Linked DNA regions of Homo sapiens: all the other regions are linked to region 5. The links are chromatin loops, found by intact Hi-C in ENCODE. Cell type or tissue: chondrocyte. All regions are shown on one strand. Region 1 has its middle 4.8 kb from the start of ZNF644. Region 2 has its middle 4.5 kb from the start of BARHL2. Region 3 overlaps HFM1 (helicase for meiosis 1). Region 4 has its middle 140 kb from the start of ZNF644. Region 5 holds the start of LOC105378848 (a long non-coding RNA gene). Region 6 overlaps ZNF644 (zinc finger protein 644).

Region 1 (4,000 bases), 910 kb after region 5:
AACAATTTTCTATGAGGATTTTTCAGATAAAGACAATAAACTTATGGACAGAAAAAAACATACAGGCAACTGAAAAAATCCAAAGACAAGTTATGTGGCTCAGTGCCAAAATATTTAAGGAAATCACAGTTGAGAATGAAAGTCAAGATGTGGAAAACAGTTTGGGAGAAAATTCATAACACATTGTGAATAAAATGATGCTCCAATGAATACACCTGGTAAATGTTTTAAAGAAATAAAAAGCAAGATGCTGGTTTTTGTTGCTGTTGTTGTTTTTAAACTTTTATTTTAGGTTCAGGAGTACATATGCAGGTTTGTTATATAGGTAAACTCATGTCACTGGGGTTTTGTACAGATTATCTCATGACTCAGGTACTTAGCCTAGTACCCAGTAGTTATTTTTTTCTGATCCTCTCCCTCCTCCCACCATCCACCCTCAGGTGGGCCCTAGTGTGTGTTGTTCCCTCCCTTGTGTCCCTGTGTTCTCATCATTTTGCTCCCACTTATAAGTGAGAACATGCAGCCTTTGGTTTTCTATTCCTGAATTAGTTTGCTAAGAATAATGGCCTCCAGCTCCATCCAAGTTCCTGCAAAGGACATGATCTCATTCTTTTTATGGCTGCATAGTATTCCAAGGTATATATATACCACATTTTCTTTATCCAGTCTACCACTAATGGGCATTTAGGTTAATTCCAAGTCTTGGCTATTGTGAGGGATACTTCAGTGAGCATACACATGCATGTGTCTTTATGGTAGAATGATTTATATTCCTTTGGGTATATACCTAGCAATAGGATTGCTGGGTTGAATGGTAGTTCTGTTTTCAACTCTTTGAGAAATTGCCACACTGCTTTTCACAACAGTTGAACCAATTTACACTCCCACCAACAGCATATTAGTGTTCTCTTTTCTCTGCAACCTCACCAGCATGTTATTTTTTGACTTTTTAATAATGTGGCTACTGTTAATATGTTAAAATCTGACCATATTAACACAGTGTATGAATCCATTAGTGATTACCAGATTATCAGTGAATGGAATTACCTGATAAAAAACATAAAGTGGCCAGGCACGGTGGCTCATGCCTGTAATCCCAGCACTTTGGGAGGCCAAGGCAGGCAGATCACGAGGTCAGGAGATCGAGACCACCCTGGCTAACACAGTGAAACCCTGTCTCTACTAAAAATACAAGAAATTAGCCGGGCGTGGTGGCGGACGCCTGTAGTCCCAGCTACTCAGGAGGCTGAGGCAGGAGAATGGCGTGAACCCGGGGGGCGGAGATTGCAGTGAGCCGAGATCCCGCCACTGTACTCCAGCCTGGGTGACAGAGCAAGACTGCGTCTCAAAAATAAATAAATAAATAAAGTAAGTTGTGGTCTCAAATGACTTGCTCAAAAAGAAAATGCAGTTCAGTGTTGGATAAAAACAAATAATTCTCCTCATTCCAATGCTTTATAATTCCAAGCAAAAAGAAAGAAATGAAACATTAATCTACTAGTAATAAAGTCAAATCAAGTTTGGATTTTGCTCAGTATCCCACTAGTTCTGGATCAACCTCTTAATACCAAAACTGTAAAGCAAGTCACTCTTGTGGAACTGCAAATAGTTCAGTATGTTTGTTCATTGGAGTGGGGGTAGGGAGGATGTGTGGAGTAGAAAGAGAGATGATGTAAACAGAAACCAAGTTTTGTATTTATTTTTGTTCCACGCTGACCTGAGCACAGAGCTTTACACATAGCAGGTATGCGATAAATAATTCCGTTCAGTTCAACCAACATTCGTGGATTGTTTACTCTATGCAAGGTACTGTACTAGGCACTGTCAGAAAAAAATGAATAAGACAGTTCCTTGAAGCTATTCAATAAATACTGTTGAATGAATGCAGTGCTTTTATACTTCAAAGAAAGAGCTAGACAAAAAGGTACAATCAACTCTCAATTTACCAGGGAATGGAGGACATAAGGAATAGATAATAAAGTTCTCCAAATCTCAGTTAAAAACAAAGGCTCATAAAACATAGTACAAAATAGATTTAGTATACACATATTTAATGAAAATTATATCTAATATTCAGAAACACATTTGCTATTCTACTCAGCATATCATTATGCATGCCCCCTGGAGGATGTGAAGGTAAATAGAACACACTCAGCTCTCAAATATTTTGTGGTGGAATGGATCAAAAGTTGCATGTTCATGTGCATGTGCAACTTGCGTGTTAAAGTTGACAAAGAAAGAGATCAGCTCATTGTTCAATTGGTGCTTCACCTAGTGATGATAATGCTGTGGTATCATTTTCCTCTGGAGTTTGGCTCTTAGCTTTGCAGGTTGAGAATCAGTTGAACCAGAGTTGATCAAGCGCAGATAGATGAAATGCGTAAGAGATTAATAAGTAAATCAAACGCTGATATATTAATTTACAGTAAAATTTTTGACTGCCAATCATAATGGAATACCTAAGCAGACTGGTCAGCACATTCCCTCTCTGTAGAGAAGGATGCTAGGAACACCAATTTACTTGCTTGATGAGCATAGAATTAGATGAATATGATCTCAGCAGATGGTATCATGAAACTTTGATAGCAAATTGCACTCTGCCATGATGATGTACCTGTCAAGGGAACTTGGACGGTTTAGTCTGCTTTCACCAGGACAATAACTCTTTTAAGAGTTAAAATCTTTCTTTTAAGATATATAACATACAAACCACAAGAAGATGAAGTATTTATAATCCGTATTTCATCAATTCTATTACTTTTTTTAAAAATGTTGTAACATTTCAAATTGTGTCTTACAATCATAATTTGTAATTACCAGTTTTTTCTTTCGTAGGGGTTCATAAAATAAGGGCACACCTTTCAGTGGTATCTTAGAATCTAGTGGAATGTGATAATTGCATGACTTTTTTTAAACTCCCTTACTTCTGTTTTGGTAAATTGACTTTCATCAACTTAGTAGTTGCCCCACTACATCATTACGTACACAGCCTAAGTTCAAAAACTATGTCAAGCTTTATTTTCCTCAATTCATATTCTGATCAGGCTGTCGTAATTGAGCTAAGTTCCCAAGGGATACAGGACACTGGAGGATAGTTCATCCACAGATGTATTCTTAGCTTCTAAAGTAACCCAGACTTGGCTGTGTGCAGTGGCTCACGCCTGTAATCCCAGCACTGTGGGAGGCCGAGGCGGGCAGAGCACCTGAGGTCAGGAGTTCGAGACCAGCCTGGACAACATGGTGAAACCCTTTCTCTACTAAAATACAAAAATTAGCCAGGTGTGGTAGCAGGCGCCTGTAATCCCAGCTACTCAGGAGGCTGAGGCAGGAGACTCACTTGAACCCGGAAGGTGGAGGTTGCAATGAGCTGAGATTGCACCACTGTACTCCAGCCTGGGCAACAGAGTGAGACTCCATCTCAAAAAATAAAAAATAAAGTAACCCAGATTTCACTGGGTTTTGTCATCCCTTTTTACTGCAGGACGCTTAAAATGCCTGCAAAGTCTCTTAAGGGGGCATTTGTACTTAGGAACAGGTCCTATTAGCTACCTCATTCCCTCTCTGATTTGGCAAGCCATCTGCTGTGGCTACTGATGAGCCTCCTGCTGGAAACAACTGCATTCCACATGGCAGCACCATTTTATTGCCAGGCACCAATATGGCCATAGCTAACAATCTAGAATACATATGGTACTAAGTAACCCATTATTGGAGTCTCTAGTCTAAGCTTTTACTTTTATGGACTGTTTTCTAAATATTTACTTAATATGTGTTGGGCTTTATAATAGTCACTGTAGATACTACAGAGAAAAATCTACAGGGTCACTATGTACAGTTGTGGAGTTTGTACACGGTACAAAGATGACAAGTAGGTGAATGGAGGCTGAAACTCAACCTGTTCCTTACTCACCAGCTCATGCCCCCTAGTGCAGGGCTGAATCCATCTGCAAGAAAGAGTGCCATTTTCTTCTGGCAAGGATACTTCTTATGAAGCAATCCT
Region 2 (4,000 bases), 610 kb after region 5:
CGGGGTTGGATCAAATGCCTTTGGCGCGGGAACTGAGTGCTGGCCCGGGAGACCCTCCGGAGAGCTCGCGGGCTCGGCCTCGGCCTCGGCCTCGGCCTTCGGCCGCGGTTACCGAAACACAGACGGTAGACTTGTGGAGGTGGCTTATCCGAGGCCGCAGGGCCCGACGCTGCACAGCTTCGCAGCCTAAATATCCTGCGCCTCTGTCACAGTTGACCGCTGTGGGGAGGACAGGAAGGGCTCTAGGGCTGCCCGAGACTGCAGGCTGACCCTACCTACTCTACCCTCTTCAAATATCGATTAGGGTTCTTCCCATTCCAACATCATCATCCACCAACTTCCCGAATATGGTGCGTTTTCTCCTAGCCCTGGGAGGTTCCAACTCGAACTCCCCTCGCTGCATATTCAGGGTGGGAAGTAGGGAGGGGGAGAAAACAAATTTAAAATCCAGAACTGACGGCACTGCACAAATCAATTATTCTCGACCTTGATAAATAATTCATTTAAGCCTGTTTTTGTTTTGTTCCGACGCCTAAAATGACTCAAGAGCTCAAAAGGCTGATCGCACAGCTTGTGTTGGGCGGTTCGACAGGGTCTTTTTGCTTGGAATAATTCACAGCATTGGCAGGGGAGACGATGGAGATATGACCCTACAAAAAAAATGAAATCTATAAAGAAAAGGAGAGAGAAACGTGGAAGTGTTGGGGGCAGGGGAGAGCGTGTTTTGTGACAACTCTAAAGCAAAGCAAAAGGGAACCCAGTAGGCCCCACTTTGTGAATGTCTCAGATCATATTTTCTTAAGAAAAGGTTAATATCATAGAAGAGTTCTCTGGGTGGGTGTTAGATCAGCTTCCAGGAGCAATAACGGTAAGGGGAAAACACGACCTTGACTTTTATCAAGGCTGCTATGTTAGTAGTGGCCTGAAGATTCACAAAATGGACTTGAAGACCAAATTGCAAACTTAATGAAAAATTTTTTTTCAGAGCTGGAGTTTTGTTTAACTTTTCTCAGTTCTTTTTTCTCCAGACACATTCCTCTCTCGCATTTTTTTTCTGAAAGTATATAATGTATACATCCAAGAAGTCATGCATTTTCTGGCAAACATAATTCACTTTTCATTTTTAAAAATCACAATTCAGAAACACAATAGGGTGCAGATATATCATATTTCTAAACGAAAGAAAATGCTTTAACTGGATTTAATCTTAGATTTTCCCACTGGATTTAAAATACAAATAAATAGAGTCTCTAAACTGACATGAGTTTAAATATTAAACTCATTCACTTTCAGGCCCTCATTTCCTTAGAAGAAGGAGAAGGGGAAGAGAAAAAAAGAAACTTGTGTAATTTTTGGAAGATTTTGGAATTTTGGCCTAGAAAGCAGTTATTGCCAACTGTGGGTAACAGAGAACAAACTTTTCCTTCCCGGCTCTGAAGAACACATCACTGCCGATCAGCATCAAAGATGCTCCTTTCCCATCTCAGAGAATGATTCAAACACTTCAATATTTAACAAATTTTGTTCCTAGATAAACTCTCTACGATCCACTTTCACCATCTAGATTTAGTATTTGAGATTGTGTTTAAACTAGAGCATTCAGTTTTTTAAAAATGAAACTTAACTTTGAAGAAATCCACTCACACATTACGATGAACGTGGAGCTGGTGTTTCTTCCTATCATATTTAATTTTGAACGTTTCTAAGGGTCCACATGATGACAATGCCAAGTAAGGGGAATGAGGTGCAAAGACGCTTCCCTCCACTGGGCGGCGCCAAGAGCTCCGAACGGAGGGAGCTGCTATTGTTTCTTTCTATAAAAGATGCAAGATAAACAAATGAGCTCTCCACCTTCTAAGGCTGGCTCCCTGACGATTGTCTGACCTCTCGCCATTTCAAAGCTACAGAAACGTCGGAAGTTTCCTTTCTTTTTTGTTTTTTCAATTTATCAATATCTTTTCAACTATTTAAGAATTTGATACATATTTGCTTAGAAAAAATAATACATTAAAGAGAAATATCCTGGCAGTTCTGACCAAAAAGAAAACAGAGAGAGAAAGATATGAAAAGAACATAACTGAGTCCCTTAAATAGACTGAAACTGGGAGAGTGGAGTTGGGAGCAGATGGAGAAAGATAAAATGAAAGAAAAAAATAAGGTAACTGAAAAGTATGTTAACAGGAAGAAGTTAAAATGATAACCTGTGTAATTACTAATTGTTCTAGGGGAATGAAAGTTTTGAGAGATAGTTCTGATATCATAATACAATTTGCAAGAGCTATAAGCTTCACCAAATTTTAAAGATGAGCAGTTTGGAAGGAACCTAGTGAAGTTGACTCTCCTTGGGAGTTAGATGTGTGTTGTACAGAGGCAAACCACAGGAAGGTAAGCAGAAATGTAGAGGACAGAACGCTGGAGAAGAAAGTTTTCATCTCATTTTACCACTTTATGTGTTCGTGGGCAAGGCACTTAACCTTTTAATTACCAAATTCCTCCTCCACTAAAGAGGAGACTAGTTCTTGATTAGAACGGGGTGAGTGTAATGACCAAATAAGACATTCTATGTAAAAGCTCTTTACAAAATGTAAAGCAGCATTTGCTAAATACTATACACAAAAGTGGCAATGATCTCTAGCATAAGCAACACCCAGTAGCTATATTTGTTTTCACTTCTTCCTTCCCTCATTCATTTTGTTCATTCACTCAATCGATAAACATTATTGAATGTTCATTCTATGCCAGGTGCTTGAGACTGGGACACCAACTCACCTCAGGTTTGACAAGAACTTGTGCTGGAAAACTGTCATAAATACAATGATACAAATTAGAACCTGCTACAGTGGGAGTGAGAAAGAGAGTGGGGAGTCTTACACTGGGACAAGTTGGGGGAACAGTAAAGCTTTCTAAAGGAAATGAAGTGTGTTCAGTCATGACTGCATCTCAAGCAGTGGGATGTAGAGGGATTTCTATGGTAGCTGAGGGTAATAATGGTGCAAAAATGTCCATGAATTGTCCAAAATTTTAATCTCCTGACTGTAGGGCTGGGCTGCAATCTGTAGACATATGTTGGCTCTAGGGGGTCTCTTCTGGGTCCAGCCGGAAGAGACAAAATACTCTTTGACACTTTGGAGGGAAAAGGAACTAACTGCACATGTTTACAGGCCTGGGCAGCAGCATATACAGCCGGTTACACAGTCTTAGATTTGATCCCAAGAGGTGATCCAGTCCCCTCAAGGACTGTATCCTCTTTTCCCCACCTGCACTCTTGCTTCCTTTCTTCTTTCTAGATTTTCAAATCATGGACGGCTTGGTGACCTTAGCAGGCCCAGAAAGAGGGCTCCTCCAATTCAGGTGTGGAGATTGGGAAGGTGACAAGGTGAAGGCAATTGAAGGAAGAGCCGAGGGGGACATGGGGAAGGATTTTGTTTCACCCCTCCTAAGTTGAACCATTGTCCTTTGAAGGCCGGCTCCTGGAGAAATTAAAGGGCCCCTGTGTGACACAGCCATGTCATACATAAACAGAACTCTGAAGCCTATCAACTCCTGAGGCTAAGTAAGAGGGAATGTAGGGGCCAAGGCAGAAGAGAAACCAAAACCTCAGAGCGCTGAGCAAAGATGCCAATCAGAGAAAGAGAAATTCATTTGCGATGTTAATTAACAAGCGGCTAATTAAAACGGCACTTTGAGTGCTAATCAATCGCCTTATTAAGTTACAGCCATCACTGGAACAAATTGAAACCTCCCCGCCCCGTTTTCTGCCTTTGGTGCAGGCGGGGCCGCGTTCCCAGATACCGTGAGAGGCCTTGGGGCGCGGAGGTTGGGGGCAGCCTCGGTCAGCTTTCTCAGTCTCTCCCAGGTCTACAGAATACGCCACTGGACAAGTGCCTAAGCAGCGACTTCTGGTCCAGACACACCGCCCGGGGAGTAAGTAGTTGCGTCGAAGAACAACTCATTCAGCAGCAGTTAACACCGACGTTTCCTCCTAGAAAGAGCTCCCGCA
Region 3 (4,000 bases), 1.2 Mb after region 5:
AATGGCAAGATAGGTAGTCTTGTGAGGAGCTATCAAAGGCCATTTCACATTTGCTCCATACCTTGCAGAAGACCCTCGATCTTGCAGAAGACTTGCCATGCGGCAGTTTCTCATCTGCCTCCCTGATTCCACTAAGGTATGGAACTTTCCATTTTGCCCCTTTCAGATAAAACTGCTTAGCTGAAGCCTAGAGTTCACTTCTCAAAAACAAAGCAACCCACCACTCATGTTGTCTGTCATCTGACCCCCCTAGTTTGGTATCATCCTGTGGAATTGGGGATGTAAGCAGCTAATACCATGCTGATCTTGCTTTGCCATCTGTGTAAGTAATAAACTGTTTAAATCCATTAGGGTGTCCTTACCAGCCAAATCTACAGAAGTGAGGCAAGACCACATAGCAGCTACCACTACATTGCTGCTTAGGGACTGGTTGACCATGTGACCATATAGAACCTTCTAGGGGATGCTAATGATTTAGATTCTAAGAGCTATGGGAAGCCACTGAAATGTTTTAACCGAAGAGGGGGCACAATCAGATCTGCATTGTGAAAAACGTCACCATATAGAGTGTAATATGGAGAACAGATTTGAGATAAGACAGAAAGGATGCAAGAAAACCAGTACAAGTCTAAGCAGAAATCATGGTAACTCCAGAGTGGTGGTGGTAGTAGAGTTACAGAGAATAGACTGATTTGAGAGATATACAGAAGGTAAAAATATTTTTAATGCAGAATCAAGTGGAGTGGTTTTCTTTCTTGAGCAGCATATTGCTTCCCCTGAAGTTTTGCAGCCTTCCTTTTTGTCTAGCAATATCCATCTTGTTTCTTTAAGTTCACTCAATAGTTGAAGGGTAAAAGCAAATACATGGGAATACCTCACCCATTTATTCCCCCCTCATCAATGCCTCCTTCCTTGAACCCTCTATCTGCCTCCTAATGCAATCTAGACCTGTCCTGTAACTGTCACCTTTGAACTTCCTTTCATTAAGTTCCTGGGCTGAATCTACTACAAATGGATTCTTGGGCTTTTTCTTTCTTGTTTTACTGGTGCTCAATTTTGAGCAACTGCCTAAGAAAGGATGTATAAGAATAAAATTTTCTGAATCTTTGAATGTATTAAGGCATCTTTATATTACTTTCATACTTAGTAGTTTGGCTGGGCATAGAACATAAGGTTGAAAATCATTTTTCCCTTGGAATTTTATTTTTTATTATTACAGTTTTGGAGACAGGGTCTCGCTCTGTCACCCAGGCTGGAGTGCAGGTGTGAGACCACAGCTCACCGCAGCCTCGAACTCTTGGGCGCACGCACTCCTGCCTTCTCATTCTTCCAAGTAGCTGAGATTACAGGCACAAACCACTGTGCCTGGCTTCCCCCTGGAATTTTAAATCAATTGACTTTTAGCATCCAACATTGCTCACTAAAAGACTATTACATTTTTAAATTTTTGTGCCTCGTAAGCATTTACAATTTTGTCTTTATCCACAATGTTCTGAAATATTGCAATTAGCTTTATTTGTAGACCTTTCATTCATCCTAACTAGCATTAAGTAAGACTTTTTAATGTGAAGATTTCTGTCTCACTTCAGTTCTGAAAACGTTTCTCAAATTATTTCTTCTGATTTGTTTGTTCTTTCTTGAACACTTATAAGTTAGATACTGGGTTCTTAAATTGCCCCCCTTTTCTCTTATATTTTCTGTCTCCTTGACTTTTTGCTTTCATTGAGAAGGTATTGACTTTATGTTCGAGACCTCCGGTTTTCCTTCCAAACATAATTTTTGCTTCTCTGTGCTTGCTCTGGTTCTTTTTATTTTAAAATGGCATCCTATTCAGTTTTGTGGTTGCAATTTAATCTTTAATTTCTCGGACGTTACTAAAGTTTTATATTAGGTTTTATTACATTCCTGAATTATCCTGTTGCTCTTTCATCCATTTTCTATTTCCTTATTTTGGACTTTCACACATTCTACATTTTCCTAAAATGTCTCATCACCCTTGGTTGTCTGCCTATAAGGTTCCTATTATATCTCCATTTCACCTATGAGAAAATTAATTCTTACAGAGGTTAAGTAAGATGCTCAAGACTATGCTGTTAGTAAGTAGCAAATTTGAGATTCTAATTCAAGGTAGTCTAATTCCAGAGACTGATCTATCAACAATTCTCTCTCTAGTTGTACCAGTTGCTTTAGCTCTCCCAGAGGATTCATTTAAGTTATTTAGAGAAGGAACCTTTGTTTTGAGGTGGGAAGACTTGGAAGAAAAGCTTTGCAAGTTGCTGTTTTAAAATGAAGAATAAAGAGTTGCCTTTGGGTCTTAAATACTAAAGAACTTCTAAAAAAGATGCATGTCTAAACGCTGCCACAAGGTGGTGCACAATGACTAAGCACATTTGCTCCCAGTGGCAGCAACTAGGATCTGGGACTCTAATTAGAGAGATTCCGAGGGCTCCCAAAAATTTCAAGGCAAAGTTGGCAAGTCTTGTCAGGAATGAGGACTGTATGCAAGTTTTGTTTGTTTGTTTATAGAACACTAGCACATGGATACTACCTGACGAAATCTTTTTGCTGTATTTTTGTTACGAATGGTACTTTGAAAATAAAAGTGCTCCCTTTACCCTGCCGCCCTCCCTACCTCCTGAGAATTGTCTGAATTTATCTTATTAGCAAATATAAGCTTACAGATATTGGTAATTAGAAAGATAAGGTTCTCAGAAAAAAAATAATCTAAGCTGTACTCTTCTGAGAAAAAGTCTGGCTCTATCACCTAGGCAGGAGTGCAGTGGCACCATCACGGCTCACTGAAACTTCAGCCTCCCAGGCTCAAGTGATCCTCCCAACTCAGCCCCCTCAGTAGCTGGGACTACAGGCATGCACCACCACACCCAGCTAATTTTTGTATTTTTTGTAGAGACAGGGTTTGTAAAGACCAGCCATGTTGCCCAGGCTGGTCTCGAACCTGTAAGTTCAAGCAATCCACCCACTTCGGCCTCCCAAAGTGCTGAGACTACAGGTGTGAGTCACTGTGCCCAGCCTAAGCTGCACTCTTAAGTATACTCTAAAGATAGCAGATTCCATATTCCATCACTGTCATAATCTGAGGTGCAAATATTTTCATAGTTTTGCCACATATTGTATTAATTTACATGTTATAAAGTCTCTAGTTCCAAGCATTTAAAGTAAATTTATTAATAATATCAAATAGAAATGTATTGAAAGAAAATACTTAAAATTACTTTAACAGAGTCATTAACAGGTGGCGGGGCAAGGGTCACTTCTTTAAAAAAAGAAGTCCAGACAATAAATAAAAAATAGCAAGAATCTCTGTCACACTTAGCATAACTTTCTAATTATAAATTCAAATAATTTGGTCTGTGCAGAAGCTACTGGAGTATTTTTTTAGTATTACTTTCACTTTTGCAGTTCTCCATTTATGCTAATCATAGATTTATGCAATTCATGGTTTTACTTTTTTTAATGATGAGAGAGTCTCCTTTTCATTTTTCTGTCAAATATTTTACTATCATTTTGTTATTTATTTATGCAGAAAAGGAATACACTGAACTGGAGTCCTTGATTTTGCAACTTAATGCACATACACACCAAAGAATATAAAGAAAAGTAGACTGCCTTTTAACTAGTATTTAAATGTACACACAATGTGCCTGAGGACTGGCTTTATCCTTGTATTCATTCAACTACATTAATTATTATTATTATTATATTATTATTATTTTTTTTTTGAGATAGAGTTTTGCCTTTGTTGCCCAGGCTGGAGTGCAGTGGTGCAATCTCAACTCACTGCAACCTCCGCCCAAGGCTCAAGTGATTCACCTGCCTCAGCCTCCCGAGTAGCTCGTATTACATGGGATTACAGGTGCCTGCCACCATGCCCAGCTAATTTTTGTATTTTTAGTAGAGATGGGGTTTCACCACATTGGCCAGGCTAGTCTGGAATTCCTGACCTCAGGTGATCTGCCTGCCTTCGGCCTCCCAAATTGTT
Region 4 (4,000 bases), 1.1 Mb after region 5:
AGGGGCAGCCCACGCTCAGTGCTAGCAGAGTGCTGCCATCCAAAAATGCAGGCCCAAAGCTGCTAGAACCTTCTGTTCTTCAAGAGAAACTACAATATAGATTTTTGTGTGAGAGCGCAATTTATTCAAAACAATTTATTTTTTAAAACTTTAAAAAAGAAAAACTTTGTGTGGCCCCAAACAACATGCCTCACTGCCCCGTCCCGCTTCCCTGCCAGTATGCAACTCCTGCTGTGGCACATTTCACGTTTATTGAGCACCTGCCATGTCCAGGAACTGTGCCGAGTGCTGGGGGACAGGCACAGCCCCTGTTTGAATGAAGCCTGCCTGCTGGTGCAGGGCTTCTCTATCCACGTCCACTCAGTCTATATCAATTCAGCTTCTATTCCTGCTCCTGGGCTGGCTGCTGTGGATGTTTTAAAAAATACCACATGGTTGTACAACAGTGTGCGCGGACTTAATGCCACTGAATTGTGCAGTTAAAAACAGTGAAAATGGTTAACCTTTACATTATGTATATTTTACCAAAATTAAAAAGTCAGTCTACAGAAGACACATGTAATTTTTATCCACAAGAAAGATAAAACCTAAATGAGAAGAGAGAACATAGTGCTATCAAATATTTCAGTTCAATAGACATTTGAGTCCCCATTGTGTATCAAGCACCATCTTAGGTGTGCACACAAAGTTAAGGAAGTTAGTTCCTGTCTTGAAAGTCACTTCCTACCCTGATGAGAGCAATGTCGGGAGCAGCCTTGGTTTTTGCGGTTAACAAGAGCTGCCCTTTACGGAATGCAAAATCTCTGCCAGGTCTTTAGTAAGTGTTTTATGTGCACCGTCAATCTCACTGGAGCCTCACAGCAAACCTATGGGGCAGATGCTAATACCAACCCCATTTTACAAAGGGGGCAGAAGCTCAGAGAGGTTTAGTAACTTCCCCAAAGTCACACAGAGTTAATAGGTAGAGAAGCCAGGTTTTGAACCCAGTTTAGAGTAAAGTTACTCTAAACCCCATGGGCAGAGGGATGCAAAGAGGCCTGGTGTAGCCAGCTCAGAGGGGATCAGTGTGGGCTTGAGAGACAGGAGCTCTTGAGGAGGCTGGGCCAGAGGAGCTGCAGGACCCAGGTGAAGGCACCACACCTTCAATCCAGGTGAGTCTCCTGTTACAAATGCAGGAGCAGGTTCACAGAGAAGGCCGTCAATGCTGATTCCTAAAGGATGATAGAGGGACAAAATGGGAACAACATTCTGGCCACACGGAACAGGGAAGAGGGGCCCACCGATGTCATTGAGCCCTTGGTGCCCACTGTGGCTCAGTGAAGGTGACATCACACGATGTAGGTGAACTCTGAGGGAGATGGCAGCTGTGGCGGGCCTTCATGGGCTTGGCGGGCCTCAGAAACTTTAGCACAGACACTCCACTGGGAACTGGACTGGAGGAAACTGCCAGGTACCACATGGCAGCTGAATGGGCTAAAACAGAAGAATATTGAAATAGTGAGAGAGTGGGCTTTTATGAGAGACTGGAGGTTCTCCCAACATGCACAGTGGAGATGAAGGCTGAGACGGGCAGACAAGATGACGTTAGAACAGGACCAGATCATATTGGGCCTTGTCAGCTCCAGGCTACAAATGCACATGTACTGTGGACGTGGGGGAGCAGCCTCAACGCTGCCTCAGGGGGTAAGAGGCTCCTGGACAAGGTAGAAAGGGGCCAGGGAAAGCCGGCCTGGCTATGTGGTGAACTCCGTGAGGTGGGCTGTCAGTCCACAACGCTGTGTCTAGAGAGACTTGGAAAATTCAAGCCTGGTTCGAGAGAGCACGGTCATGCAGAGCAGAACGTGGCTGTGGACATCCAGGAGGGAAGAGGGCAGCCAGGTCAGCCCCAGCTGGTGGGTTGAGTTTCGGGCAACACAGGGAAAGATCCCTGGAGGAGGGGGCCCGCTGGACTGGGCAGGTATGTCAGGGCTTACCGGTAACAGAAGCCAAAGTCCAGGAAACATCTAAGTCACACCTTAGCAGGCTGAAGGGGGGTTGTAGTGGAGGGAGGCTTTTGTGCGGAAGGGTGACCGTCTAGCACCAAGCTCAGTCCCAGATGGAGCAATGGCGATAAGGCTTGTTTGGGCGCCACCTGCTGGTAGGCTGCGGCTACTGTTACTCTGGCCCTGGGCAGGTCCACCTCAGATGGAGGCCAGGAGGGAATTTGTAACAGCACTCATGATGGGATTTTTACTATTTTAGTTTTGGTTGAGGCATGAATACAATAAATGCTAAATTCCAAAGGGGCTACTGTGCAGAAACTTCAAAGTAGTATTAAGAACAGGGTAAACACCTTTTAAATTCCTGAGCCATTAGGAAAAGGCAAAGAGGATTTGCAAAGAGAATTTTTAAAGTGAGAAGCTGTTAAATCCCTTCTCTCCCAGGGTTGGTGGGAGGGGATCTGTGGCTGCGCCCTGCATGAAGTCTGGAGAGAGACTCTAAGAAGAATACTTGGAAAGCTTGTTAAGTTTTTCCTGAATAAAAAGGCACTGGACTAAGGTCAGACTTCTGCCTAGAAAATCAGACAGGTAAGAAATGGGCTGGCCGGCTGCACCAGAAACCGAATTAAGGGGAGTTGGTTGCTGCTTCAGGCAGAGTTAGTAGAGGCAAAGCATGTGCATGCGTGCTTCCAGATGTGCTTGTGCAGAGAGAGAAAGGAGGGGGTTTTTCGTGATGGTGATTGTAGTTGTTGCTTTTCAAGGAAATGTCAGGTATTGATGAATTAACCAAGTATAATAAACAAATGCCACAAGATACGAAATATTTGTGTAAGTGACTGTCCCTATTTTATTTTTTTAGAAATAAAACTCCCAATCAAAATTCAAACAGCTCAACAATATACATTAGCAGAGAACGAATTTCCCCTTAATTGTATTCCCCACGCTGACCTTTAGGGCCTTTTCCAGCATTAATGCTCTCCATCTACTTTCTAGAGCACATTGTGCTTTGCAGCCAGCAGGTGGCAGCGCTCCACTGCTTTACGGGGACCCAGAAAATAAGTGGATTTGGGAGGCAAGTCCCATAGAGCAGAGAGCTTTGAAAAATCGTTTTCCTTAAAAACAATTTTTAAGTTTTCTAAAAAAAATCAGGAAAACCCTGTGATTTTGTTTTTTACCTGTTTAGAACTGGCCAGTTCCAACTACTGTGCTCTAGGTGAGACATTATTGTCCCTGAGCTCTGAGCTTTTGCAAGCAAGAAAGAAAGGTTTAGAAAACAAAGGGGCTATATTGGGTCCTGTGACTGAAAAGTCCAGAGGTCTGCTCTGTAGGGAGGAAGATCCCATTTTGATTCATTTTGATCCCATTTGATTCACCCCATCATCAGGGCCTTAAACCATTTTTCTGATGTTTTCTGCTTTCCACAGGCCAGCTTTGTTGTAGGCGTGCCTCCCTCATGATGGAAAATAGCTGCAGCAGTTCCCGGCCTCACATCTGCACATTTCACCTTCCAAAGCCCCCAGAAAAATGTTGCCATGAGCCTCAGTGGCCTGAATGGAATCACTTGACCATTCTTGTTTTGTTTTTGTTTTTGTTTTTGTTTTTTTGAGACGGAGTCTTACTCTGTCACTCAGGCTGGAGTTGGAGTGCAGTGGCACGATCTCAGCTCGCTGCAACCTCTGCCTCCCGGGTTCAAGAGATTCTCCTGCCTCAGCCTCCTGAGTAGCTGGGATTACAGGCACGCACTATCATGCCCAGCTAATTTTTGTATTTTAAGTAGAGATGGGATTTCGCCATGTTGGCCAGGCTGATCTGGAGCTCCTGACCTCAGGTGATCCACCTGCCTAGGCCTCCCAAAGTGCTGAGATTACAGGCGTGAGCCACTGCACCTGGCCACTTGACCATTTTTAAAGCAAATACTATGACCAGAGGGATACAGTTGTGCTTATTCACTTGAGCCTAAGCCTCATGCCCATTGGGTGCAGTAAAGTGTCCCCCGTGGGTACATGAGCTGTGTTGTGGTG
Region 5 (4,000 bases):
CACTCTGTTGCCCAGGCTAAAGTGCAGTGGTGTGATCTCAGCTTACTACAAACTTTGCCTCTCAGGCTCAAGCCTCAGCCTCCCAAGTAGCTTGGATTACAGACACATGCCACTATGTCTGACTAATTTTTATTTTTATTTTTGTATTTTTGGTAGAGCCGGGTTTTGCCATGTTGCCCAGGCTGGTCTCGAACTCCTGAACTCAGGGTGATCCATCCACCTCTGTCTCCCAAAGTGCTGAGATTACAGGCATGAGCCACTGTGCCAGGCCAAGAGTAATTTATATAGAGAGTCACTGATAGACTTACAGAATATTGGAGCTGAAAGGATCCAGACTGTAGATGTATGACTTGCCCAAGACCACATAGGGTACTAGCAGGTCTACTAGAGCACATGACGACAATATACTTACACAATAATTTAATTTTAGTTTTCTTATTTTTTTTTGAAAAGGAAAGGCATATTGTTGTGTAGATGTGTTTAAAATTAAGAAAGGAGAATACAATTTTCTATTAAGTAAATATACTAAAATATAAATATTTTACTTTACATTTATGGGGAGAGTTAATTCAAATGTAAGTGTCACCAGTGCTGAGTGTGGAAATACCATCACTGCATATCTAACTGGGAATGATTTACTGAAGAAAGCACAAAACCATCAGGGAAATTGCTTCTGCAAAAAGAAATTGGTCTGTATGGCTCACACTACTTTCAGAGGACTTTCAATGGCTGTAGAACCTTGTTGAAACTCAAGTCTTACTTTCTTGGGGAGTGGAGCATTCCTGTTTTCCCAATATGGATCAGGTACACCTTCTACCTGCTTCTGGAGAGTACTATGTCTCTCTTCATCGTAAGGCTTCATAATTACCTGATTGCGTATCTGTTTCCCTCATTCGATTACAGGATACATATGTTTTGGAACCAGGCCCATCCTTTTCACCATTATATCCAAAATGACTAGCAGAGTGTGGGTTTAGAGCAGGTAGCCATGAAGTTCACTAAAAGACGTAACAGAAGAATGAATAAATGCTCTAATAAGATTGTGTCTTAGGAGGAAATTTGCACTGTCAGGGTTTACGAAGTCTAGAATACAATTTAAAAAATGCTAAATGCCTGTTTCTGCTAAATGAATAAAATGTACTAGAATTGCGTGAAGAAACTTGAAAGTAGAGATTTTCCTTTGCTGAATTAGAAGTGAGTAGTTGAGTTTTCTATTTGAAGATATAACAATATTCTTATATTGTTAAAGAACATTAGAAATCTTGACTTTTACAGCAAAATAAATATCTAGAAGTGAAGTATTGATTATTAATGCAAATATTCTGTGGAATATCTACCACTTGTTTTACGTTTTTTTAATTGACAGAGTGGGAGACCATATTATCACCCATTTTATTTTATACAAATTCTTTAGCTGCATCACTAGCTAAAACAAATAAATGTATCATACTTTAATATCAATTACTATTATTGGATTATCAAATGTAAAAGCCTAAAAATATCTAAATATCACACGGGTTGAGCTATCCCTACCATGGTAATTTAAATATGTTACCTATTTACAAGATACTTTTAGAAAGAAAATATAGGCATTATTAACAAAGTAAAAATGAAATAGATATTTTAATCTAGAATAACTGTGGTTTCTAGTTGAAGATTTTACTTGGTTAATCTTATTTGGGTGTCTTTTCTTTGAAGTTATGAATGCTTTGTAATCTTAGGGCCTTTTGTAGCCTTTAACAGAGTTTTCTCACTAGAGGGCAGCATTTGACTAAATGTCCATCCAAACAGAAGGTTTTTCTGGTGAACTGGGAATATCCATGCAGATCACTTTAATAACTCAGTTAGCAGACTTACATGGATTTCTAATTCGATTTGTTGGGCTGGGACCCAATTTGGTTTGATAAGCCTTTAGAAAGGAATTTTAGGGATTTATTCCAGTAATAAATATGAATTGTTTTTAGATAGGTATTATATCAGGTTTGTGAAAGTCATGCTTACCCTAGAGCTTCTATTGCCTAGCCTTTTAAATGCACGTAAATTATTATATTAAATTATTTATTATTGAAACTGAATAAAAAAAGAATCGGGTTACTGTTTTATAAGCCCCCCTCCCTTTTTTTTTTTTAAAAAAACTCTTCAATTGTATCTATTTCTCAGTTAATCTTATCTATATTATTTCTCTGGGAATTTTGTTTTGAAGTGTGAGCCCTGCAGAAGTGTTATGGATGACTGCAAGAGCTGCTAGTGGAGGTCTGTAACATGGAAGATGCTCTTCCTTTGATCTGAGCCTTGAGGATAACTGATGCTCAGGGACAATGCTTTTACCTCCTGAAGAGCATCCTCAGAGTCTGGTCCACAGTCCACGGAGTGAGGTTGAGGACCCAAAAAGGTAGCCTCATTCTTGATTTTGGCTGTCAAGAGGGTAAGCCATTGCTTGGTTCTCATTATTATTCTGTCAGTGTTGGGACAAAATTTCTTCGATTTTTCAAGATAGAGTTGAATGTGTAGTGGAGACATCTGGGATATGCAGTTTTTCATAGAGATTGGATATGACAGCCAATTACCAAAATACATCCCACCATTAGTTAATCGCAGTATTGCTATGGAAGCCAATGTTGGAGAAAATGGCTTTATCTTAAGTGGCCATTTAAATAGTCTTTTTTGTCCAATGACTTATTGCTCAAAGGAACCATTCAAATAGTTGCAACAGAAATTCATATTCACAAACATACAAGTATAGTACCACATAAGTACATACAATTATGTATCAATAAAAAACATACAAGTATAGGTGTATGTACACATACGTATATATTGTACCATTTAATTTGTATTTTCAAGTTTTTATATAAATTTATTTTGGTGATGACATGTTTTCTAGGTGAAAGTGATAATTACATTTGAATCCTTATAACATTGAAAGAGACACTTCTCTTCCTGTTCCAATTCAAATTTGGATGAAATATCAAAAGTAATTTTTAAAATGCTCTTTTGAGATGTTATACTGGGCTTCTAATGATGTAAGCAGAATTAAATTTCTCAAACATTGTGATGGTTGCACCAGGTAATTTAGGAACAAATACTTTTCTCAAAAAGTCCAGAGAAAATCTAAAAGCAGAAATGTTATTGCATAAGGCACGCAAGCAGAATTTTTTTCATTTTTGTGTTCTTTGGACCTTTGTGCGTATAGTCACATAACAATAACCAGACCCTGCCCAATTCTTTTTCACTATAGATCAATTTGGGAGATTTTCACCACTTCCTTTCTATTTTTTGTGTTTTATGGGGCTTTAATAGCCAGCATACTTTTGCAAAAAAAAAAAAAAAAAGGCATAACTTAAACAGTGTACCCAGTTGTTCCAGGGCTAACTCTATTTTATTTGGTATTTAGAACATATTTGATATTAATATTTACATATTTTTCAGAATTAGAATTAAAGGCTTTAATGCTCTCTACTGAGCATTGTTTCTCTTTAAAAAAAATCAAAAGGAAATAATCTAACCAATTAGATTCAATGAATAATAATGCTTAGATATAAGTAACTGATCAAATGCTAATTTTCTGTTCAGATTTTTATGTTTTTAATGAATGTTTTTGGCAACCTCAGGGAATGCAAGGAATCAAAATGATCCATTTCTACATAACTTCCTCTTCAAGTGTTTGAAGTCTATTTCTTACACTTCCAACCACTTTCTCTGCCTCTCTGTTTGGATAATATATGTCTGTGGACAAAGTGAGAGATACAGAAGTTAGAGGGAAGAAGGAGAATTTCCAAGTCGCCGAAACCTTTGTTCATTCATGGAGCAAACATATGTCGAATGCCTGCTTAATGACATGGACAGTGCTAGGCACTGGAAACACACATAAATAAGATGCAGTCTTTGCCTTCAAAAACTCATAGTCAAGTACAGGCAACAAAAAAGTCAATTGTTGTGGTCCAGTGTGACAGGTGCTTTGATAGAACATATTGCCTGGCTATTATGGAATCATACAGTG
Region 6 (4,000 bases), 850 kb after region 5:
GATGTGTGGTTAGAGAGGAGGGAACTGCCTCTAGTAGAGAAGCATAGTTTCTGAGCCTAAGAGAATATCTTCATGTCCTTGGAGCAAGGAAAGACTTCTTAAATGGGACACAAGCAGCATTAACAATAAGAGCAAACAATGATAAAATGAACTATACTAAAATTAAGACCTTCCTTTCATTAACAGATAATATTAAGAAGGTGAAAGTCAAGCCAAAGTGGAATGTATATATTTTTTAAATGTAACTAACAAAGAGTCTGTATTTAGAGCATATAAAAACTCCTAAAAACAAAAGGAAAAGTACAGAAACTCCAATAGGAAAAATAGGGCTGTATGTATAAACCATATAGTTCCTATAAACCAGTAAGTTAGAAAGCTCAATAGTAATTTTGTTAAGGTGGTGAGGATAGGAGAAGAGACGTTGCAAAAATGGATACCCAAACAACCAGTACATTTATGAAAGGGTATTCAATTCCATTTGGATCAGGGAAATGCATCTTTCAGAAGACTAAAATTAAAGGGGATATTAATACCGAGTGTTAGTGAGGATACAGAGCAACAGGAATCCTCATATACTTGATGTGATTGATACAACCATTTTGAAAACAATTCATGTGTCATCTTCTAAATTTGAACATACATACACTGGTCAAACCAATGACCCAGATTCTAGTCTTGGTATACACCTAGTATAAATGTTGCACATATGCACCAAGAAACATGTACAAGAATGTTCACAGCAGCATTATTCAGCCCAAACCTCCTACAGTAACATGACAAATTGTGATAAAATTATACAAGTGAACCATAGCGACATCTGACAAAATTTCTAACTCTCAAACATAATGTTGAACAAAATAAGCTAGACAAAATAATACTTCTGTATATTTCTGAAAAATTTCAGAAACAAGTAAAAAAAAGTTATTTTCTTTTAAGTCAGGCAAGTGGTTAACCTGGGAAAGAAAAAACAGGGATAGTGACTGAGAAAAGAGACATAGGGGGTTTCTGGGTTGCTGGCAGTATTCTATTTCTCGATCTGTGGTGGTCATGGAGTGTTTACTTTGTGGTGATTCACTGAGCTGTACCCTACACTTCATGCATTTTCCTGTAAGTATTGTATTTAAATTTTTAAAAAGACACAGAGCACCATCTTTTATAGCTATATATGTGACCCTAGAAAACAATACATTACACAAATACCTTAACAATTATGGTATTAGATGTCAAGTGCTAGGCAGCAAAAATTATGTCTGGAACAAAATAACTTTCTTGTTATACTTCAAGATCCTTTATCTAATTAAATGAAACAAATACAGTATCTTTAAAAGGGCTGCTTGATTTTTCAATATGCTGCAGGAAGACATCATTCAATATATTTAATTTTTCTGTTTTCCTTTAAGTTTTACATATTTTAATCATTTGAAAAAATTTCAATTTCTTAAGTTTATATAAGAGAAAATAAAATACATATCTTGGAAAACATTAATTACTATTAAAGTTGAAGATGTTTGTTTCTAATATTAAAAATCTATTTTCTCACATTTAGACAAAGAAGGGGATTAAGACAGAATGATAAATGACACCTGACCTAAAGGAGGTTTCTATCAAAAATGTATATACTTCCCTACCCAACAAACTAAGCCTTGGTTTATATTTTTATATTCCATGACATTTTAATAAAACTCTACAATACCAATTAATATTTTATTTACAGAAGAATCAAACATTTACTATATTAAGTTGCTCAGTATCAGTTTCCCTCTGAATTTAATCATTTACCTAGAACAGTATAGTTAATTGCATACAATGTGATTCATTTTTAAGCCACATAGTGCCACCAAGTGGTAACAAATTCTTTTTCCAAAATACCACACTGAAGCAACAGAAAAAGCTATACTGGAATATTATACTGGAATGGAAAAATCAATCTTTTGACAAATTTAAATAAGACTGTGAAGTATATTAGTATGAAACTTTAAAAATAGAAGAGGTCTTTTTTTTTGGAAAAGAGTTGTGCATATTATCTTGTGATAGTATTTAGTTTTAGAGTTAAAAATTTTCTTGGAAGGCAAGGAACTATTATATAATGCTGTAGCATTTACTTTTTGTTGCTTGTTGTTTTTAAATTCCCCACATTTCCTTAGAAGACATAAGTTGCTTTACAAATTAATGAAACACACACACATACACACAAACACAATAAAAGACCTGGAACGTTTCATAACAATCTGTTACCCTTGTTAAGTATGGGGAAGGAGTGAGGAGAGTAAGTTTTACTTTTTAGTTAATAACTGTATTAATTTGCTAGGATAACAGAAAAAGCTATACTGGATCTGTATAGCTAGAACTGCCTTTTAACAAAGTCCTGCAAGTGGTGGCTTAAATAACAAAAATTTATTGGCTGAAATATCTGGGAACTGGAAGTCCAAGACAAAAGTACAGTAGGGCTGCTTCCTTCTGACTGCTGTGAGGAAAGATCTGTTTCAGATTTCTTCTTGGCCTGTAGAGAGCCATCTTTTTCCTAGGTCTCTTCACATCGTCTTCCTTCTATTAGTGTCTCGGTATCCAAATTTCTCCTTTTTATAAGCACATCAGTGATAACTGGACAAGCCCACCCTAATGACCTCATTCAACTTGATTACCTCTATAAAGACCCTATATTTCCAAGTGAGGTTATAGTCTGAAGTAGAGGCGGACAGGATTTCAACATAAGAATTTGGAGGAGGATATAATTCAACCCTTAACACTACTCTTCTTTTCTGAAATTTTTGTATATTTTTCTTATTTAAAAGGAGGACAAAAAATAGTTCCTAAAAGTTGTAAAATAACAGAATACTATTTTAATTACATAAAATGTTATCAGCAAAAAAGGACTGAATTTTGATATAAGTAATGAGTCATATAGTTCATATCCAATGCACTTTGTCCTAGACCCCATCTCCCACTAACTCTCTCTTTTTTTTGAGATGGAGTTTCGCTCTTGTTGCCCAGGCTGGAACGCAGTGGCATGATCTCGGCTCACTGATACCTTCACCTCCTGGGTTCAAGCGATTCTCCTGCTTCAACCTCCCAAGTATCTGGGATTACAGGCGCCAGCCACCACACCCAGCTAATTTTTTGTATTTTTAGTAGAGACGGGGTTTCATCATGTTGGCCAGGCTGGTCTCTAACTCCTGACCTCAGGTGATCCACCCACCTCGGCCTCCCAAAGTGCCTGGCTTATAGGCATGAGCCACCGCGCCTGGCCCCAACTCTCTTTCTCAATGTACTCATATTGGCCTTACTATTTCTCGACTATGCTCTGGTTATTTTGCACTTAATATTCTCTGCCTGAAGCTCTTCCTCCAAATATACTTACGGATCATTTCTTTCACATTTGTGTCCATCTCCTTCTTAGTTCTTCGTAGACCATCCAAAATAAAGTTACTAGAAGAGCACTCTTAGTAACTCTCTATGCCCCTCTCTGCTGATATTTTTCTTTATAGTACTAACACCTGATACATTATTATTTGATCATTTGTTTTTTTCTCCCCACTACAAAGTAAGCTTCTTGAGAAAAGAGACACATTTTGCTCACTGATGTACCCTTGACATCCAAAATAGTGCCTAGAGTGTTCCATTTTGAGCCATAGGTTAAGGTCTAAATTAAATCTGGGGAACAGGGGCCAGGTGCGGGTGGCTCATGCCTGTAATCCCAGCACTTTGGGAGGCTAAGGCAGGCAGATCACCTGATGTCAGGAGTTCGAGACCAGCCTGGGCAACATAGTGAAACCCTGTCTCTATTAAAAATATAAAAATTAGCCAGGTGTGGTGGCGTACACCTGTAGTTCCAGCTACTTGGGAGGCTGAGGCAGGAGAATCGCTTGAACCCAGGAGGTGGAGGTTGTGGTGAACCAAGATTGTACCACTGCACTCCAGTATGGGTGACAGTGAGACTCAGTCTCAAAAAAAAAAAAAAAAAAAAAAATCTGGGTAACGGGCCAACTTCATGGACTAGTAG

What was found. Hi-C counts contacts between places; a loop is a spot of excess contacts. Peaks named below come from ENCODE experiments on the same cell type or tissue, not always from the same donor. Only the 100,000 strongest peaks of a DNase experiment are listed, where the experiment ranks them.
Region 1: it touches region 5 in a loop (4-fold over the local background); 2 of 110 quality-filtered maps call a loop at or near these places.
Region 2: a loop joins it to region 5, with 2.1 times the contacts of the local background. A loop is called at or near these places in 7 of 110 quality-filtered maps.
Region 3: it touches region 5 in a loop (5-fold over the local background); 13 of 110 quality-filtered maps call a loop at or near these places.
Region 4: it touches region 5 in a loop (10-fold over the local background); 32 of 110 quality-filtered maps call a loop at or near these places.
Region 6: a loop joins it to region 5, with 5 times the contacts of the local background. A loop is called at or near these places in 7 of 110 quality-filtered maps.

What each region holds. Positions count from the first base shown.
Region 1 is chr1:91,024,814-91,028,813 of GRCh38, forward strand. It overlaps the pseudogene RPL5P6. Among named protein-coding and RNA genes, the nearest start is that of ZNF644, 4.8 kb to the left of the region's middle. In chondrocyte, CTCF peaks have their summits at 2,107 (motif pointing left) and 2,311; no DNase peak of the experiment used is centred here.
Region 2 is chr1:90,719,839-90,723,838 of GRCh38, forward strand. No RefSeq gene overlaps it. Among named protein-coding and RNA genes, the nearest start is that of BARHL2, 4.5 kb to the left of the region's middle. In chondrocyte, CTCF peaks have their summits at 1,775 and 1,977; no DNase peak of the experiment used is centred here.
Region 3 is chr1:91,280,521-91,284,520 of GRCh38, forward strand. The region is part of intron 30 of HFM1 (helicase for meiosis 1); the gene reads right to left. Among named protein-coding and RNA genes, the nearest start is that of HFM1, 120 kb to the right of the region's middle. In chondrocyte, a CTCF peak has its summit at 2,370 (motif pointing right); no DNase peak of the experiment used is centred here.
Region 4 is chr1:91,163,316-91,167,315 of GRCh38, forward strand. No RefSeq gene overlaps it. Among named protein-coding and RNA genes, the nearest start is that of ZNF644, 140 kb to the left of the region's middle. RefSeq lists an enhancer at 1,902-2,051. In chondrocyte, CTCF peaks have their summits at 2,137 (motif pointing left), 2,997 (motif pointing right) and 3,197; no DNase peak of the experiment used is centred here.
Region 5 is chr1:90,112,969-90,116,968 of GRCh38, forward strand. LOC105378848 (a long non-coding RNA gene) reads left to right here and starts at 2,204. Exons shown (of 3, transcript XR_947587.2): 1 at 2,204-2,425. In chondrocyte, CTCF peaks have their summits at 1,747 (motif pointing right) and 1,951; no DNase peak of the experiment used is centred here.
Region 6 is chr1:90,962,804-90,966,803 of GRCh38, forward strand. All of the region lies in intron 2 of ZNF644 (zinc finger protein 644), which reads right to left. Among named protein-coding and RNA genes, the nearest start is that of ZNF644, 57 kb to the right of the region's middle. In chondrocyte, CTCF peaks have their summits at 1,830 (motif pointing left) and 2,029; no DNase peak of the experiment used is centred here.